Linked DNA regions of Homo sapiens: region 2 is linked to region 1. A link is a loop called in an ENCODE intact Hi-C map of the cell type or tissue named here. Cell type or tissue: Caco-2. All regions are shown on one strand. Each heading gives the region's core, and the rest is flanking DNA. Links, peaks and the distances in the headings are about the cores only.

Evidence for each region. Hi-C counts contacts between places; a loop is a spot of excess contacts. Peaks named below come from ENCODE experiments on the same cell type or tissue, not always from the same donor. Only the 100,000 strongest peaks of a DNase experiment are listed, where the experiment ranks them.
Region 2: it touches region 1 in a loop (8-fold over the local background); 1 of 110 quality-filtered maps calls a loop at or near these places.

The regions. Positions count from the first base shown.
Region 1 is chr11:76,958,640-76,968,823 of GRCh38, reverse strand. ACER3 (alkaline ceramidase 3) reads right to left here. Exons shown (of 11, transcript NM_018367.7): 3 at 9,793-9,845. ACER3-AS1 (ACER antisense RNA 1) reads left to right here. Exons shown (of 3, transcript XR_007062792.1): 2 at 9,811-9,990. Among named protein-coding and RNA genes, the nearest start is that of B3GNT6, 71 kb to the left of the region's middle. RefSeq lists an enhancer at 4,223-5,422 and a silencer at 5,644-5,703. In Caco-2, for the core only: no CTCF peak of the experiment used is centred there; DNase peaks (open chromatin) are centred at 5,243 and 5,703.
Region 2 is chr11:77,085,497-77,095,680 of GRCh38, reverse strand. It overlaps CAPN5 (calpain 5), which reads right to left. Exons shown (of 13, transcript NM_004055.5): 3 at 1,868-1,999. Among named protein-coding and RNA genes, the nearest start is that of OMP, 12 kb to the left of the region's middle. RefSeq lists an enhancer at 8,155-9,103. In Caco-2, for the core only: a CTCF peak has its summit at 4,330 (motif pointing right); DNase peaks (open chromatin) are centred at 4,340 and 6,849.

The DNA of each region.
Region 1 (10,184 bases), core at 3,058-8,057:
GGTCTAACATGTAAGTCTTTAATCCATCTTGAATTAATTTTTGTATAAGGTGTAAAGAAGGGATCCAGTTTCAGCTTTCTACATATGGCTAGCCAGTTTACCCAGCACCATTTATTAAATAAGGAATCCTTTCCCCATTTCTTGTTTTTCTCAGGTTTGTCAAAGATCAGATAGTTGTAGATATGTGGCATTATTTCTGAGGGCTCTGTTCTGTTCCATTGGTCTATATCTCTGTTTTGGTACCAGTACCAGGCTGTTTTGGTTACTGTAGCCTTGTAGTATAGTTTGAAGTCAGGTAGAGTGATGCCTCCAGCTTTGTTCTTTTGGCTTAGGATTGACTTGGCTATGCGGGCTCTTTTTTGGTTCCATGTGGACTTTAAAGTAATTTTTTCCAATTCTGTGAAGAAAGTCATTGGTAGCTTGATGGGGATTGCATTCAATCTATAAATTACCTTGGGCAGTATGGCCATTTTCACGATATTGATTCTTCCTACCCATGAGCATGGAATGTTCTTCCATTTGTTTGTATCCTCTTTTATTTCCTTGAGCAGTGGTTTGTAGTTCTCCTTGAAGACGTCCTTCACATCCCTTGTAAGTTGGATTCCTAGGTATTTTATTCTCTTTGAAGCAATTGTGAATGGGAGTTCACTCATGATTTGGCTCTCTGTTTGTCTGTTATTGGTGTATAAGAATGCTTGTGATTTTTGCACATTGATTTTGTATCCTGAGACTTTGCTGAAGTTGCTTATCAGCCTAAGGAGATTTTGGGCTGAGACGATGGGGTTTTCTAGGTATACAATCATGTCATCTGCAAACAGGGACAATTTGACTTCCTCTTTTCCTAATTGAATGCCCTTTATTTCCTTCTCCTGCCTGATTGCCCTGGCCAGAACTTCCAACACTATGTTGAATAGGAGTGGTGAGAGAGGACATCCCTGTCTTGTGCCAGTTTTCAAAGGGAATGCTTCCAGTTTTTGCCCATTCAGTATGATATTGGCTGTGGGTTTGTCATAAGTAGCTCTTATTATTTTGAGATATGTCCCATCAATACCTAATTTATTGAGAGCTTTTAGCACGAAGGGCTGTTGAATTTTGTCAAAGGCCTTTGCTGCATCTATTGTGATAACCATGTGGTTTTTGTCTTTGGTTCTGTTTATATGCTGGATTACGTTTATTGATTTGCCTATGTTGAACCAGCCTTGCATCCCAGGGATGAAGCCCACTTGATCATGGTGGATAAGTTTTTTGATGTGCTGCTGGATTCGGTTTGCCAGTATTTTATTGAGGATTTTTGCCTCAATGTTCATCAAGGATATTGGTCTAAAATTCTCTGCCAGGCTTTGGTAACAGGATGATGCTGGCCTCATAAAATGAGTTAGGGAGGATTCCCTCTTTTTCTATTGATTGGAATAGTTTCAGAAGGAATGGTACCAGCTTCTCCTTGTACCTCTGGTAGAATTCGGCTGTGAATCCGTCTGGTCCTGGACTCTTTTTGGTTGGTAAGCTATTAATTATTGCCTCAATTTCAGAGCCTGTTATTGGTCTATTCGGAGATTCAACTTCTTCCTGGTTTAGTCTTGGGAGGGTGTATGTGTCAAGGAATTTATTCATTTCTTCTAGATTTTCTAGTTTATTGGCATAGAGGTGTTTATAGTATTCTCTGATGGTAGTTTGTATTTCTGTGGGATCGGTGGTGATATCCCCTTTATCATTTTTGATTGTGTCTATTTGATTCTTCTCTCTTTTCTTCTTTATTAGTCTTGCTAGCGGTCTATCAATTTTGTTGATCTTTTCAAAAAACCAGCTCCTGGATTCTTTGATTTTTTGAAGGGTTTTTTGTGTCTTTATCTCCTTCAGTTCTGCTCTGATTTTAGTTATTTCTTGCCTTCTGCTAGCTTTTGAATGTGTTTGCTCTTGCTTCTCTAGTTCTTTTAATTGTGATGTTAGGGTGTCAATTGTAGATCTTTCCTGCTTTCTCTTGTGGGCATTTAGTGCTATACATTTCCCTCTACACACTGCTTTGAATGTGTTCCAGAGATTCTGGTATGTTGTGTCTTTGTTCTCGTTGGTTTCAAAGAACATCTTTATTTCTGCCTTCATTTCGTTATGTACCCAGTAGTCATTCAGGAGCAGGTTGTTCAGTTTCCATGTAGTTGAGCAGTTTTGAGTGAGTTTCTTAATCCTGAGTTCTAGTTTGATTGCACTGTGGTCTGAGAGACAGTTTGTTATACTTTGTTCTTTTACATTTGCTGAGGAGTGCTTTACTTCCAACTATGTGGTCAATTTTGGAATAGGGGTGGTGTGGTGCTGAAAAGAATGTATATTCTGTTGATTTGGGGTGGAGAGTTCTGTAGATGTCTATGAGGTCCGCTTGGTGCAGAGCTGAGTTCAATTCCTGGATATCCTTGTTAACTTTCTGTCTCGTTGATCTGTCTAATGTTGACAGTGGGGTGTTAAAGTCTCCCATTATTATTGTGTGGGAGTCTAAGTCTCTTTGTAGGTCACTAAGGACTTGCTTTATGAATCTGGGTGCTCCTGTATTGGGTGCATATATATTTAGGATAGTTAGCTCTTCTTGTTGAATTGATGCCTTTACCATTATGTAATGGCCTTCTTTGTCTCTTTTGATCTTTGTTGGTTTAAAGTCTGTTTAATCAGAGACTAGGATTGCAACCCCTGCCTTTTTTTGTTTTCCATTTGCTTGGTAGATCTCCCTCCATCCCTTTATTTTGAGCCTATGTGTGTCTCTGCACATGAGATGGATCTCCTGAATACAGCACACTGATGGGTCTTGACTCTTTATCCAATTTGCCAGCCTGTGTCTTTTAATTGGAGCATTTAGCCCATTTACATTTAAGGTTAATATTGTTATGTGTGAATTTGATCCTGTCATTATGATGTTAGCTGGTTATTTTGCTCGTTAGTTGATGTAGTTTCTTCCTAGCCTTGATGGTCTTTACAATTTGGCATGTTTTTGCAGTGGCTGGTACCGGTTGTTCCTTTCCATGTTTAGTGCTTCCTTCAGGAGCTCTTTTAGGGCAGGGCTGGTGGTGACAAAATCTCTCAGCATTTGCTTGTCTGTAAAGGATTTTATTTCTCCTTCACTTATGAAGCTTAGTTTGGCTGGATATGAAATTCTGTGTTGAAAATTCTTTCCTTTAAGAATGTTGAATATTGGCCCCCACTCTCTTCTGGCTTGTAGAGTTTCTGCTGAGAGATCAGCTGTTAGTCTGATGGGCTTCCCTTTGTGGGTAACCCTACCTTTCTGTCTGGCTGCCCTTAACATTTTTTCCTTCATTTCAGCTTTCGTGAATCTGAGAGTTATGTGTCTTGGAGTTGCTCCTCTCGAGGAGTATCTTTGTGGCATTCTTTGTATTTCCTGAATTTGAATGTTGGCCTGCCTTGCTAGATTGGGGAAGTTCTCCTGGATAATATCCTGCAGAGTGTTTTCCAACTTGGTTCCATTCTCCCTGTCACTTTCAGGTACAACAATCAGACGTAGATTTGGTCTTTTCACAGTCCCATATTTCTTGGAGGCTTTGTTCGTTTCTTTTTATTCTTTTTTCTCTAAACTTCTCTTCTGGCTTCATTTCATTCATTTCGTCTTCCATCACTGATAGCCTTTCTTCCAGTTGATCGCATCAGCTACTGAGGCTTGTGCATTCGTCACGTAGTTCTCGTGCCGTGGTTTTCAGCTCCATCAGGTCCTTTAAGGACCTCTCTGCATTGGTTATTCTAGTTAGCCATTCATCTTATTTTTTTTCAAGGTTTTTAACTTCTTTGCCATTGGTTCGAACTTCCTCCTTTAGCTTGGAGTAGTTTAATCTTCTGAAGCCTTCTTCTCTCAACTTGTCAAAGTCATTCTCCGTCCAGCTTTGTTCCATTGCTGGTGAGGAGCTGCATTCCTTTGGAGGAGGACAGGCGCTCTGATTTTTAGTTTCCAGTTTTTCTGCTCTGTTTTTTCCCATCTTCATGGTTTTATCTACCTTTGGTCTTTGATGATGGTGACGTACAGATGGGTTTTTGGTGTGGATGTCCTTTCTGTTTGTTAGTTGTCCTTCTAACAGTCAGGACCCTCAGCTGCAGGTCTGTTGGAGTTTGCTGGAGGTCCACTTCAGACCCTGTTTGCCTGGGTATCAGCAGTGGTGGCTGCAGAACAGAGGATATTGGTGAACCGCAAATGCTGCTGCCTCATCATTCCTCTGGAAGTTTTGTCTCAGAAGAGTACCCAGCCGTGTGAGGTGTCAGTCCACCCCTACTGGGGGGTGCCTCCCAGTTAGGCTACTCGGGGGTCAGGGACCCACTTGAGGAGGCAGTCTGCCCGTTCTCAGATCTCAAGCTTCATGCTGGGAGAACCACTACTCTCTTCAAAGCTGTCAGACAGGGACATTTAAGTCTGCAGAGGTTACTGCTGCCTTTTGTTTGTCTGTTCCCTGCCCCCAGAGGTGGAGCCTATAGAGGCAGGCAGGCCTCCTTGAGCTGTGGTGGGCTTCATCCAGTTCGAGCTTCCCGGCCGCTTTGTTTACCTACTCAAGCCTCGGCAATGGCAGGCGCCCCTCCCCCAGCCTCACTGCTGCCTTGCAATTTGATCTCAGACTGCTGTGCTAGCAGTGAGAGAGGCTCCGTGGGCGTAGGACCCTCCGAGCCAGGTGCGGGATATAATCTCCTGGTGTGCGGTTTGTTAAGCCCATTGGGAAAGTGCAGTATTAGGGTGGGAGTGACCTGATTTTCCAGGTGCCATCGGTCACCCCTTTCTTTGACTAGGAAAGGGAATTCCCTGACCCCTTGCACTTCCTGGGTGAGGCGATGCCTCGCCCTGCTTTGGCTCACGCACATGCACTGCACCCACTGACCTGCACCCAATGTCCGGCACTCCCCAGTGAGATGAACCCGGTACCTCAGTTGGAAATGCAGAAGTCACCCGTCTTCTGTGTCGCTAACGCCGAGAGTTGTAGACTGGAGCTGTTCCTATTTGGCCATCTTGGCTACTTGACCAGGTTTCTTTTCTTAACGCAGCATAATGTGGCTTACTTTTCAACCTGACTTTGGTATAGCATCACATGACAAGGAAATCAAAGGACCTCTTGAGACTCTATTGTCCTGAGATAGGAATAATACAGGGTGGAGAAGAAATTCCAGGCAGCAATTTCACATGACTTAGAGTCTTTGGGCTGGTAAGATCCTGAAAAACAGGGTGTGGACCAAGCTGGCTAAGACCGATTGGATCCAGCATGTCACTGGATTTGACCGAGGTTTCACCTAGGACCTCATTATATGCTCATTAACATACTAAACCACAAACCCAGCAGCACCATTGAAATAGGTCAGGGTCACTGGTCTCGTTGTCTAATGTGTTATCCGAGCTTGTGGTCTCAAGAAAATTAAGGAGTGTGGACCCAAAGAATGAGGTTGGAGGAAAAGTTTAATAAGCAAAAGAAGAAAAGCTGAATTGAAAAGCTTTCACAAGAAACTGCTCTCATGTCTGTAAGTGTTTGAGAAACTTATCTATGCATAACTTCCCTTTATGTAGTTGTGGGTATGTCTCTAGGTAAGCATAAAGTGAAACTTTTTGTTTGTATAATTGTGGTTTTGTTTAAAGTAAGCCCCCCTCCTCCCTCTGCAAGTTTCCATGGGGCCCACTGTGTACATGTCTGAAAAGGGGAGGAAACTTCCTGGGAGCTCGCTAATCATACAAAGAGCAAAAGGCTTCTATGCTGGACTTTTCCTGCCTTGCCTGCTTATCTGTGGCTTATCTGTGCAGGTGCACTGTAGCTGCGATTTTTCAGGCAGGCAGCTTCTACAGTCTGAGTTTTTCTCCAAGCTGCTCTATCTTGCCTGTAGCTGTGATTTTTCAGGCAGGCAGCTTTTCCAAGGACCAGCCTTAACCGTTTACCTAACTAATTTTTCCTTTTCTTCTCCCTCACTATGACAGTTCCAGGAACACCTATTGGGTGGCACCACAGTTCTGATAAATCTCTACCTTTTTCCAGGAATTTTCATGAATATTCCATTCCTTGGTTAGAGAAACACATAAAGGTAGCAGCCCCAAACCCCACTGCATGACACTCTCTCAAGTACACCTGCACTCCCTTGAGTGTGTACTTTTACTCTTTGCAATAAATTTCTTTACTTTCATTATTTTTCGACTTGTCCTTGAATTCATTCTTGTGATGGTGCCAAGAGCCTAGACATTGGCTAGGATAGAGGTCCACTGCTGTTTGGGGACTTCCCCCAGCCCACCAGTATCACACCATGCCATGGTCACTAATATTGGCTCAGAATAAACCTTTAAAAAATACTTGACAGGCCAGGCACAGTGGCTCACGCCTGTATTCCCAGCACTTTGGGAGGCCAGGTGGGTGGATCATCTGAGGTCAAGAGTTCAAGACCAGCCTGGCCAATGTGGTGAAACCCCGTCTCTACTAAAAATACAAAAATTAGCGAGGCATGGTGGCGGGTGCTTATAACCCCAGCTACTCAGGAGGCTGAGGCAGGAGAATCGCTTGAACCTGGGAGGCAGAGGTTGCAGTGAGCCGAGATCACACTACATTCCAGTGTCACTCTGGGCGACAGAGTGAGACTCCATCTCAAAAAAAAAAAAAAAAAATTAGCTGGGCATGGTGGTGCACGCCTGTAACCCCAGCTACTCGGGAGGCTGAGGCAGGAGAATCACTTGAACCTGGGAGGCAGAGGTTGCCGTGAGCCAAGATTACACCACTGCATGCCAGCCTAAGTGACAAGGGTGAAACTCCATCTCAAAAAATAATAATAATAAAAATTAAAAATAATAAAATAAAGATATTTGACAGGGTTTAGTTTTTCCATTAACACATATAATTTTGATTTGTCCCATTAGTGATGATTAGGTTGCTTGATTAAGGTGTTTCCCACTTGGCTTCTCCACTGTAAAGGTATTCTTTCTCCCCTTTTTAAGTATTTTGTGGAAAGGTACTTTGAAACTATGTAAATATACTCTTTAACATCAAACTTTTTCTTTATTCATTTATTTATACTCATGTATTATTTCATTTAATACATCATTTATTATCTAGTATGGACTCAGATTTCCCATATTACTCATCGGGTTACATTATAACTATTATAACCCATTACCATTTATTTTGATGCTCAAATTGCCCCATATTTGGCCAGCAGGAACCTCTTCAAGTTGGCTTCAGTGTCCTTTTGACATATTCCCATAATTTTTTGAGCCTTTCCATTTTTTCTGGCATAAAAAGATGATCTAGGCTGATATTGTCCTTTTTTTTTTTTCTGCCCCAGCCCTTGGAATCAGCCCTGGTTCCTTTTAAAGAAGAATGATTTTTAGAAAACAAGATCTGGATGCTAGGTATATTCTTTGGCTTTGAAGTTCCCCATTCCCAGATCCTCTCATGGACAGAGCTTGAGAATGTATGTATATATATGTGTATTAAAATATTTAAGTATGTATACATATACACAAAATACATACATATGCATATCACATATTTTCACATCTATATTTATGTCTATTATATATGTATGTATTGAACATAGGAGTCTGCACTGTTAACTCCAATTTCAGTTTGTCACCACAGAGCTCATTCTAGTTTTCATCTTTTCCGTATTTGCGACTTTTGTTCTCTAACAGTAAGAAACCTGGCTCCCATTCTCCTTAATGTATTTATTTATTTGATTAATTACCCTGTATGCAACATGGCTTCCATTGCTACCTCTCCTTTTCCCAAGCAATGCCCTTCTCACTCAATTCAGGCTCCAACACTTGGTGCTGGGCTGCTGCTGCACCTCCACTTAGACAGCCTCTCGACTCTGCTTGTGCTCTCAGATCCTGCACTGGGCCACTCTGCCATGTAGAAGTCACTCTCACCTTCCCAGGGTACCAAAACATGGCACAAAGCTGTCCCCACTATGTGGCACTCTCTCCATCCCACTCAGATTCCAACCGCATGTCAAATGACCCCCCCAACTTGGGAGGACACCCTTCTTATTCTGCACTGAGCTGTCCCCTTTGCATGGATACCTTTTCAACCCTGGTCTCTAATACACTGTCCCTGGGCTGCCTTGATGTGCAAATACCCTCCTCACTCCTAGTTAGGCTCTGACACCCTACACTGGACTATCCCCCTATGTTGACACTCTCTTTAACTGGCTGAGGTCCCAGAGTTCTGTGATGGATGGTCCCCACCCCATGTGGCTATCCTATAAGCCACACTCAGGTTTTGACACTCCAATGTGGCTACTGAGCACTTGAAATAAGCCTAATCTGAACTAAAAATATATTGCAGGTATAATAACCAGATTTAAGAATATGAAATACTTTATTCATAATTTTTTATATTGATTATATATAGAGAGAGAAGTAGTATTTTAGATATACTGGGTTAAATAAAATTTATTATGATTATTATTATTATTTGAGACAGAGTCTTGCTCTGTCGCCAGGCTGGAGTGCAGTGGCGTGATCTTGGCTTACTGCGATCTCCGCCTCCCAGGCTCAAGAGATTCTCCTGTCTCAGCTTCCCGGGTAGCTGGGATTACAGGTGCACACCACCACACCCAGCTAATTTTTGTATTTTTAGTAGAGACGGGGTTTCCACATGTTGGCCAGGATGGTCTCAATCTCCTGACCTCGTGATCCACCCACCTCCGCCTCTCAAAGTGCTGGGATTACAGGCATGAGCCACCGCGCCCAGCCAAATAAAATATATTATTATTTTCACCCATTTCTGTGTACTTTTTTTCAATGTAGCTACTAGAAAAATTTAAATTACAAATGTAGCTCAGATTTTACTTGTACTACTGTTCTAGAAGTTTCTGGATTAGTGATGGGAAATCAAGAGATCAAAAGACTGAGGACTTGACATATATGCCCTCCTCAGAGTAAGGATGGAAACTAAAAATCCTTGGCTAGCTCTGCAGGGGTGTCCAATCTTTTGGCTTCCCTGAGCCACACATAAAATTAACACTAACGGCCGGGTGCGGTGGCTCATGCTTGTAATCTCAGCATTTTGGGAGGCTGAGGCAGGCGGATCACCTGAGGTCAGGAGTTCGAGACCAGCCTGGCCAACATGTTGAAACCCCGTCTCTACTAAAAATATAAAAAATTAGCCGGGCTTGGTGGTGGGTGCCTGTAGTCCTAGCTACTTGGGAGGCTGAGGCAGGAGAATTGCTTGAACCTGGGAGGCAGAGGTTGCAGTGAGCCAAGATTGCACCACTGCACTCCAGCCTGGGCAATAAGAGCAAAACTTTGACTCAAAAAAATGAAAAATAAAAATAAAAATAAATTGCAAAAAAAAACCTTATAATGTTTTAAGAAAGTTTATGAATTTGTATTGGGCTGCATTCAAAGCCATCCTGGGTCACATGCGGCCCACAGGTTGGACAAGCTTGCTTTAAAGTCTTGCTACATAGAGGGACTCAGACTATTCAAATGGATGCCATACAGCCATGAAAGAATGCAGGTATCTCAGAATAAGAATATATTGTTCTGGTGAACTGATTATGTCTTTTTAAGATGTCCCCATGTGACTCTGCTCTCTAATGCTGCTCTCAATTTTATATGCCCGCACAGAGATGGTCAAAAAGCCCTATACTATTTGTACTTGTTTTCCTTATGGACTCACCTGCTTATTTCTTTACTTCACTTAGTCAGTTTGGATCCTCAGACTTGAAGTAAAAAACTCCAGAGATTACAAATCCCATCTTTTAGCCATAGTTATGTGCTCTTTTCTCAAATCTGAAGTACTTCTGAATTAAGAGAAATAAGCATTTGTCAATTTCATCATTACTAACCTGCATTTCATATTTCAGAGTCATGTGGAAGCACCAGGATCCCATTCCTACCACTGAAATTAAACAAATGAAAAAAAATTAGCATGAAATTCTTTGTGCGTGGACAGTGACCTGAGAAGACAATAAGACATTTCAAAGCATTGAGTTAAGGATAATGAAGTTTATAAAATCTAGTGGCAAGATATAGCTGACTCTTGAGTAAGTGCTATAATTGGTGAAATTTTGGTGTAGAAAAGAAGTACAATATAAGTTCTCCTAAATTCCCTCTACTAAGTGACTTACTAGACTAACAATATTCCATTATTTCTGTAAAATGTATTATCTGATGCTCAGGATAAGTTTTAATGCACATAGCTGGTTAGCTACTCCTTTGCACTTCTGACCCAAATGGC
Region 2 (10,184 bases), core at 1,875-6,874, 130 kb before region 1:
GACAGATGGCCTCTCCTGGGGAGACTGGAGTCAGGCCCAGCACCACAAGGCCCTGGGAGGTCTGGGGGAGCAAGGCCGACCGTGGGGCTGCTGGGTGGTAGCTGAGTCCAACAATTTGGAAAGGAGCTCTGTTCCCAAAACTCTCCTGAGCCTTCTCTACTCCAGGTCCCTAGTGGGCTCAGCAGGGACATATACGTTGGGCCAGTTCTGCCTGTGGGGAGCTCACCTCACGGGGGAGGTGAAAGATAAACAGGCAATTGCAGGGCAAAGTGGGAGGTGGGGGGCAGCCCTACAGAATGCCCATGTGCCCCTTCAGCCCCTGACTGAGCCCTCATCTAGTGGGGGGGTGGGCTCTAAGGCAGGGGGACCTTGTTCTGAGCTCAGAGAAGGGGGTGGGAGCCTGGAAGCTGGAGAGTGAGGACTGGCCCTACACCCAGAGCACAGAACCAGGCCCCAGCCCTCTCTGGGCCTTGAGGCGTAGAATTGAAATGAGCCAACGGGTGGCTCTCGAAAGCCCTCCTGGCTCAGGTGCCCCTCGAATACCCACATCCACACGCCGCAACCATGGCCTCTGCCAAGGCCCCAGGGGCCCTACAGCAGGCAGCTGCTCCTACCCTGCAGGACTACTGGGGCTAGGCCCCAGGGATGCCCACCCTGGAGTGGCTTTGAGAGGTCACATCCCCGTTCTGCAGACTCAAGAGCAAGACACCTACCAGAGTCTCAGCCTTGCCCAAGGGCACTGCTCCCTCTGATGGCCAAGGGATACCTCAGAGGATGAGGAAAAACTCTGTCTTGCACAGGAGTACCTGTATGTTCTATGATATTAATTATCATAATGCTGGTAGGCACAGCCACCTTTGGCCAAGCACGATGCCGCACAAGGCATGTTGAGTGCAGCATCTGGTCCTATCCTCACCACTCCCCGAGAGACAGCTACTCCGATTGTCCTTATTTTGCTGATGAGTAACCTGAGGCCAGCTCCAAAGCTACCAAGTGCTGAGGCTCACTGCCAAGCCTGGGAGATGCAGATGTCCAGTGCTCCTCAGCCCCACTGCCAGCCCCTCCCAAGGGATGGCAGAAGGGCAGGGATGAGCAAGGGGCAATGACCAGAGTCCCCCTGCAGTCCCTGCCAATAATTCTTCAGGGAGCCAGGGTCTGCCTCCACTCCAGCCTCCCTGCCTCCTGTGCACGGAATCTAAGGCCCTGCTGCCAAGTGCTGGGATAGGAGGTTGGGTTGCAGGACCAGAGCCTATTCTTTCCAACCCAAACCCTTTGGCCCTGGTCCAGAACACCAGCAGCTTGGAACTGTGCTGGGATAGGAGGTTGGGTTGCAGGACCAGAGCCCATTCTTTCCCACCCAAACCCTTTGGCCCTGGTCCAGAACACCAGCAGCTTGGAACTGGGAGTCATGAAGCTGGGGATCACCAAACCACCCTTGCTGAACAACTGGGAAAAGTCAGGCCCAGAGGAGGACAGCAACCAGCTGAGTCACACAGCAGGTCTGTGTCTGTCAGGGGTCTCCTGAGCCCCATCAGTGGTGTCTGCACACTAAATGTGATGCACACAGCTTCCACATTTCACAGGTGTGTATTAATCTGCCAAGTGTCCCCAACAGTGTTGGGGGGGACACATCAGAATGACCTTGGGAGCCTGACGGATTCCCAGCACCTGCCCCTGGGGGTGCCCAGCTGAAGGGTGAGGGATGGCAATTCCGACGCTCGGCCAGTACTGGGGGCCCCCACCCCATCCCTGGCACAGGCTTTTGAAAGTCTCATCTGCCACAATCAGGTTCCGCCTGTCTGGCAGTGAGGGCCACAGGCTGCGTTCACACTCCCCAGCACCCTGCCCACTCTGCCCGAGGCCTCACCTTTTGCCACAGCGACTCCCGGGAGGCAAGTGACGAGCAGGCTGCCACAAACCAGCAGTTGCCCACCTGGCCCTGGTGCAGGTCGTGGGAGCTGATGCCATCCACAAAGAGGCGGGGGTCCTCGCAGATGCCCTGCGGAGAAGGCGAGGAGAGAGCGTGAGGGGCGGAGGAGCATGCGGATGCCCCCCATGGCAGGAGACATGACAGACACAGACGTGACAGACACAGACTTGCTGTGTGATCATCAGCATGGTGATTCACCTGCCTCCCACCACAGACTTGGGGCCCCATAGGGCCCATCTGCTCCCCGCTTGCCCCCCACCCCGCGGTCCTGCCTGGGATGCCCTCTCCCCTTCCTGGCCAGAGAGTGCTCTTCCGCTAAAGGTTTGCTGATGAAGAACCTGTGGGAAGACGTCAGAGCGCTGGACCCGGGGCACTGCCTTCCTCCTACCCGCTGCGCCCCTCCCTAACCAGCAAGAGCTCCATTCCCTTCCTTCTCTAGCACCAGCAGCCTGAGTGCCCACCCCCGCCAGCCCACAGGGGTACAGCAGGTTCAAGTGGGGTGGGGGTGCGGGCATGGGACAAACACCCATATCCCAGCTGGGGAGCACAAAGCGAGGGGCCAGTGGGGAGCGGTGGGCCAGGCCCCGCATGGCACTTGCCTCGCATAATCTCATCAGGTCTTCACGCCACCCAAGGAGCGAGGAGTTGTCATTCCATTGTATGGGCGAGGAATGGAGGTTCAGAGATGGACTGTGACTTGTCAAAGGCACACAGCAAGCAAATGCTCAAGTGGAGCAAAAACTCCTTTTTTTCCTTTTTTCTTTCTTTTTTTCTTTAGAGACAGTCTCGCTCTTTTGCCCAGGCTGGAGTGCATGGAATGCAGTAGTGCAACCTCAGCTCACTGCAACCTCCAGCTCCTGGGTTCAAGCAATTCTCCTGCCTCACCTTCCTGAGTAGCTGGGATTACAGGCACCCACCACCACGCCCAGCTAATTTTTATATTTTTAGTAGAGACAGGGTTTCTCCATGTTGGCCAGGCTGGTCTCAAACTCCTGATCTGCTGGCCTCGGCCTCCCAAAGTGCTGGAATTACAGGCATAAGCCACTGCGCCCAGCCTCCATTTTTATTTTCTACAGAGACTGGTGGGCACGGCCCAAGAGGCTGCTCCATGAGACGCAGCCAGGGAATCCGGCCAGGGCAGCCGCTGACCCGGGAATGATCCATGAGCAACTGGCTGCTCTCAGGCTCAGCCCTTCCTAATTTCTGGAAGCCCCTTGCTCTGCCTGCCAAGAGAGAGGCAGCCCAGGGGGGCTCCAGTACCAGGTGCCCTCTGCACCTGACCCTGCCCAAGGAGCTCTGGCCTGGGCTTTCCACCTCTTCTTGCTGTGGGGGTATTTTCCTTAAAAGCCCCCTGAGGCAGTGCTGTGAAAGGGAAAAGCATGGGCTTTGGCTTCAGACTGGAGACTGAATTCCAGCTCCTCAATCGGCAATCTGGCGAGCTCTCTGAGCCTCGGCTTTCTGATTTATATAATAGAAACAACAATTTCTTTATGTTGTTGGATTTTGGGGTTTTTTGTTTTTGTTTTTGTCTTTTTGAGGCATGGTCTCGTCTGTCACCCAAACTGGAGTGCAGTCACAATCACAGCTCACTGCAGCCTCAACCTCCTAGGCTCAAGCGATCCTCTGGCCTAAGCCTCACGAATAGCTGGGACCGTAGGCCCACACACCACACTCAGCTAACTCTTAAATTTTTTGTAGAGATGAGGTCTCACTATGTTGCCCAGGCTGGTCTCAAACTCCTGAGCTCAAGCAATCTTCCCGCCTCAGCCTCCCAAAGTGCTGGGATGACAGGCTTGAGCCAATGTGCATGGCCAATAATTTCTACTTTGCGAGGAGGAATCAGTGTATGTAAAGTATCAAGCCCAGGGCCTGACCCAAAGCGAATGAAAGTCTCCTTCAATTTTCAGGTGCTAGGAAGCTATGCCCAGACCTCTATGGGTGGCTCCAGCACCAAGAGATGCAACCAGGAAGGGTCAGCTCACCCTGTGTTCCCTCAGCTGTAATCATCCCTCCCCAAGGCCTGAGCTGGGGGTGGGGCCTGGCCTGATCCCTAGCCCTGGCCCAGGGAACAGAGCAGGCCCCTCTTCCTCTCCCATCGCCTCACTGAGCTGAGGAAGCCACTGCTCCCCAGTGGCTGTGGGTATGGTGGAGGGTGGGGACAGGCAAACACTGAGACATGCCTTTCATGTACCAGGCATCCTGCTGACACCACAATCCATCCTCACCAAGGCACTGAGAAGTGGGCAATATCCCCTTTTACAGATAAGGAAACTGAGGCCCAGGGAGGTGTAATACCATGTCCCCGCCACACAGCATGGGCAGATGGCAGCAGCCCTCTGCCTGCCTCCACTCCAGCAGGCGCTCCTGAGCTAGTTCCATCCCAAGAGCTTCTGCGGTCCTACCACAGGCGGCCAGCAGAGGGTGGCAGAGGCAGGAAGACCGAATTTGAATGTCTGCTCCCTGCTGTGCAACTTTGGGCCTCACCTGTGCAGAGGAGATAAATGGTCATCCCAGCAGGGCTGTGTAGGGACTCTACAGATCGTGGAGCAGAGCAGTTGCAAGGGAGAATGGGGAAGAGGGCTCCTAGTTCCCACCAAGATGGGGACCCTGCTGTCCCCTCTGCCCGGAAGAACCAGAGTTTTAGAGGGTCAGAGAAAGGGCTAGAATTCCCCCAAGGGCATGAGCAGCTCCTGAGACCTGGCCCCTCCTTCCAGTTGGCACTACAGGGTGCACCACGGCCAACCTGCACGGCGGCTTCTGCAGAGCACAGGTCTAGGAAACCCAGTGAGGCCGCCTGGTCTCATCCATCCCCAACGGCACCCCGTCAGGAAGCACAGGCAGGAAGAAGGGACTTTCCCTCTCCTCCCCGCTGCCCTCCTGTCTTCCCTCCCAGCCCTGGACCACACCCCACATCCAGCCCATCCTCTGACCCAGAGGGAGCTATGACTTAGCATCTGTTCCCTGAGGCCAGGAGGGCAGGCAAGACCGGGAAGGGAGAGGGGCTTCCATATACGGAGGACCCCAGCCACATCATGCCATGGAAAGAGAAACAGCTACCACCTGGCATCACCAGGGTTTACAGCAGGAAGTGACTCAGGTGTCCCTCCACTTCAGATCCTCCCAGCCAGTGTCCTAAGACAGACACACAACTGCCCCATCCCAGAGAGGAGGAGGCTGAGCCCAGGACAGCGCAGTGATGTCCAAGGTGACAAGGCAAGTAAGTGGACGGATCCGATGGGATGCCCTAGGTCTGCTGGGCTCCCAACCAGGGTCTCCCAACACTAAGCACCACAGCTGGGGCAGACCCGAGGTGCAGATCCAACCAGATCTGGGCCCCAGATCAGGGCTCTGGCCCCAGACACTTCTCCAGTCCTTGAGAGACAGACCGAGCTTGGGAGTCACGATTCCCAGATTCCATCACCCTGACTTGCTGTGGCAGAGCAGGAACCTGGGGGCAATCGTGCAGCCTGGGAAGGAGCAGACAGAGCGGAAGGCAGCCAGGCATGTTCCCACTGCCAGGAGAGGCTCAGGGTCACCAGCTCTAACCAACAGAAACCACCTGAGGTTGGTGGCACCTGGAGTCTGCTCTGGAATCCAGGGGCCACCTTGGGGCACCTGTAAAGGAACAATAATAGAAATATCTCACAATGACTGGGCACCTGCTATGTGGCAGGCACTGTGCAAAACAACCCTGTGAGATGGGCACTGTTGGCATCCCCTTTTTACGGATGAGGAAACCAAGGCACAGAAAGGTTAAGTCACTTGCCCAGGGCCACACAAGAAGAGGTGAAATGAGATTCAAATTCAGGCAGTCTGGCTGCAGTCTCCAGGTAGACTAGGTTTTTTGTTTGTTTGTTTGTTTTTGTTTGTTTTTTTTAGATGGGAGTCTTGCCCTGTCGCCCAGGCTGGAATGCAATGGTGCGATCTTGGCTCACTGCAACCTTCGCCTCCTGGGTTCAAACGATTCTCCTGCCTTAGCCTCTAGAGTAGCTGGGACTACAGGCACCTGCCACCAACACCCAGCTAATTTTTCTATTTTTAGTAGAGACAGGGTTTCACTATGTTGGCCAGGCTGGTCTCAGGTGGGCTAGGTTTTATGGGTGACAAAGCCATCCTTCCTTCACCTGTCTCCCTGCACCTGTCCTAACCCAGCTTAGGGGGTGTCTCACTAGATAGCAATGAGACCAAGGGTTTGGGGAAGCCCAGGCCCTCACCTCTGCCACCATGGGGCCAGGCTTCTCAAGCCTAGTGTTTGTCCTTCCACTTTTCCTGGGCCACTGGCTGGACATAGGTCATAGAGTGAGTCAGGGAAGGTCTCTGCCCACAGGCAGGGATCTTGAGAAGGAGCCAGGCCCTGACCCCCCATGTGAGCAGAGCTGTGACAGCAGGAGCCAGAGAGAAAACAGAGGAGGCTGCCTGGAGGCAGTGATGCTGGCAGAGCAGGCATGGAGAGTGCTGGTAAGCAGGGAGGTTCAGGAGGGAAATGGGGACCCGAAGTGTCCTGAGGCAGACACTGCCTCCGAAATGGTCCTCGGGTGCCAGGGGCCCTTTATCTGGTGCCAGCCACCTGTGCTCCCTTCCATCCCTGTCCACACTCTCTAGGTTTCCTTAGGGTCCCCACCACCAGCCTGTGAGCTCCTAAGCAGGGCCCAGGCCTGACTTTGCCCACTTCTAGGCTTAGCAAAGCTTGGCAGGTTCCACTGGGGCTACAGACAGGTCCCTGGGAGGGAGGGGGGACAAAGTGGTGCACAGGATTGGGCTGTACAGGGGCTACCCCTGAGGGCTGGGGGTTGACCATTTCTCCAGGCAACACAGCTCTAGGACAGCATTCTGCACCTGCAGTCACCGCTCCCCTGCTCAGCCCATCCCAGCCTGTTAGACCAACTCTACCTGACAGGCCACAGCCCAGCCCACCTCCCTTCTCCCTTCGTGGCACAACAAGAAATTCAGGTTTCTATTCCTGGTGTACAAGGCAAGGCAAGGCAGCAGACTGGATCCATGGCACCTGGGCTATATCTGCAGAGGCTCCCTCCACATCCGTCCTCCTCCCCCACTCTTTGTCCATCCAGCTTCACCCTAGTCACCACCCTCCTGGAATCTAGGATCACAGAATGAATGAACTAGACAGTGGGAAACAGGTCTGGGAAGGACACGGGACTTCCATCTGGGACTGGAAAGGGAGTTGTAGCCTACAGCCCATCCCCTCTGCAGAAGACTTGCCCTCCCCCAGCCCTACCTCCTTCTCCTCCATGGCAGTCCGCACCCTTCAAGGCCTCTGAAAGCTCTCCCTGACCCCACTGAACCCCATCTCTGAGCACATGCCCAGAAGGGGGTCATTCCTGGGCAGTTCGGCTGGGTGTGCCCCCGCTGCCAGGCCTTGCTGCAAACTGACTGTTCTGTGGCACGAAAAGGCCTTATGTTCAGGGAGCCGAGGAGTAGGGCCATCTCCAGGAAATGGCTTGATGGGCAAGAGTCCCCGGGACTGGGCTGAGGCTGGGGCCCCCGAGACTGCACTAGGGGAATTCTGCAGGTTCCAAAACCAGTGTCTGTTCATTAGTCCCCCTCCCCCACCCCACCTTGTCCCCTGTGCATTCCACCAAAGGACCTCCAGGCTCATACCCAGATGTGGGAGAGACAGCATGCTGGATGAGGGGATGTTGCCCCCACAGGGTGACAGGAGGCCGCCTACCAGGTCCCGGGCCCTGAGCGAGGAGGACGGACACCCTGAGCTCCCAGGCCTGGGGACATTCTCCATTCTCCGTGCATCTCCCCAGCCAGGCCTGTGAGGGGCCAGCGAATGGCCACTGTACTGGAAAGAACAAAAACATAGCGAGCCTGTGGGTGAAGGGTGTGGGCTGAAGGCAGGTGCCCAGGTCGGCACCCAAGAGGACAAGGCCTGGTCCCACCTGCAGAGTCAATAGGAGATGGGATGTCCCAACCAAGGTGGCTCTAGGTCCCCAACAAAAAGTTGCCAAGGAGAAGACGAGCAAGAGAGGGGAACCAGTTTGTCACCTGCCTCCCATGTGTATGACACCACAGATACCTCAAGTCATTTCGGTTTCCAGAAACTGTGACCAGCAAGAATTATCCTTCCCCAATTACAGATGAGGAAACTGAGGCCCAAGCAGGAGTGACTTGTTCAAGGTCACACTTCTAGTAAGGTAGGGCCAAGGCTGCAGCCAAGTTCACTGTGGCTCAAAAACTAGCCTCTGCATTCCATTTGAGAGGCAGCGAGGCTGGGAGGCTGGCTGAGGAGACCCTCTAAGAACAGAGCAGCCACTATAAGGACCAACTCAGAGAAGGAGCTGGAGGGGATGGACGGGCATGCAGCACGACTTCTCATTTGTAAACAGGCGGTCACAGGTAAGACTCCATCGAAACAAGGCTGCCTGAGGCCAAAGTTCCCTCTCACTGGCAAGCAGCTGGGCGTTAATGATAACCCACTGGGCTGGGCCCGCCAAGCAAGCTGAGCCAAGCCTGCTTGACTTCCTGCTCCACAAACCTCCCATCCCGTTAGTGGGGCAGGGGCTGCCTGTCCTGCAGGCTTGTGGCTAGCCAGTAGGCAGTGCCTACACACATGGTTTAGGAAATCCAGGCAGTGCCGTGGACCATCCACCCCAGCCTGGTCTGAGTCCCCATCACTGCTGCCCCTTGGGCCCCACTCACACAGCTCTCTGAACACCAGCCACCATACGCTCTCTGTCACCTGCCCCCACATCCAGGGCAGGGCAGCTCTGCGTGTCTAGAAAGGGCAGGGCACCAAGTGAGCCAGCGAGGAAGGCAACGAGAGGAGGAGGTGTGGCATGGCTCCTGAACCCACAAGGAAAGGGGCTCAGAAAGGGCAGCTGACTCCCCTGGGTCACGCAGCAGGAGAGTACCAAGCGGGCCAACCTGGCGTCTCCTCCTCTCACCGCAGCAAGCCCAGCCTGCTCCCGCCAGGCCTCACCAGCCTCTTTTCGGAGCCACGGACCTAAAATGTCTGGGCAATGGCCAGAGGGCAGGAGGGAGTCAGGACGGGGGTAGCCAGGGGATGGAGTGGGAGGAGGGCGAAGAGCTCGAGTGCCCAGCCCTCCTCCCCACAGCCAAGGCCTCACAAAGGCCCTTTGAGGCCAAGGCCTCCCTCCCCACCTACTTGACAAAGGAAGAGAGGAAGGCGTGGGAGAGGGGGCCCAAGAGGCAGAACTCTTGTGGCCAGGCCAGGAGGCTCCTGGGCCTTCCAGAGAGTCAGTACAGGGCCAGAGATTCTGTTACAGCTCTTGGGACTGAGGTCAAGGGCACCAGGGGCCCTTTATCTGGTGCCAGGAAGGTGGGGTGCAGGGAGGCAGGACTCTTCAACTACCCCTGCTAGCAGCTCATGGGTGATCTAGGACACGCACCTTCCTCTCTTGGCCTCAGTTTCTCTGCCACTCAAGAGTCCCAGTCCAAGGACATCTACGGGGTATTTTCAGTCAGAAGGGACTCGAGATCATAGCCTGGGAGGGAAACTAGAAAACTACATTTCATTTTCCCAAAAAGCCCAGGGGATCAGGAGGAACTTTGGAAAATGCAAATCTGACCCTGTTACAGGCTGCTGAAAGCCTTTGCCTTCGCGGGACCTCACTACTCACAGAGCAAGGTCGAGCATCTTGGCCCCAGATCTGCCACCCCAGGCATGGCTCTCCACAGGCCCACATGAGCCTGAGGGGCTCCCACCTGTGAGTTTCTATTCCCTCTGCCTTTTCCCACCTGGCCCTTTGGGCAAAAACCTCATCACCCTTCACCTCCAAGACACCTCCTCTGATTACTGGGCTGCGGGAGTCACAGCCTCCTCCCAGCCTGGAGCATCCTTGAGACAGCAGCATGGTCTCCCGCATTGTGAGGGGACGACCCTCAGTGTCACTAGCACAGCCCTGGAGGCCAGGGAGAGTAACCTCCTGCAGCCTCCCCTCCACCCAGGCCACCAGGGACCCCATTCTGCAGGACCCACAGACAAGCAGCGAACCCCTCCCCAGCCCACCCTCACACCCAGGAATCGGGGTTCAAGGGGATGAAATCACACCAGGAGGCCAAACATTTCTGTGTAACACACTCTAGCCTCAGGGACCAAAAGGAGTGGTCGGAGAGACGCCACCTGTTCATCATTATCAGTATCCATGGTCCCGTACTGGCTGCCAGGCTGTGAGTGGAATTTTGCATGCATTACCTCTTTTAATTCTCACAACCACTCTATGAGGTAGGTACTACTATCTTTTTACAATTATTATTATTATTGATT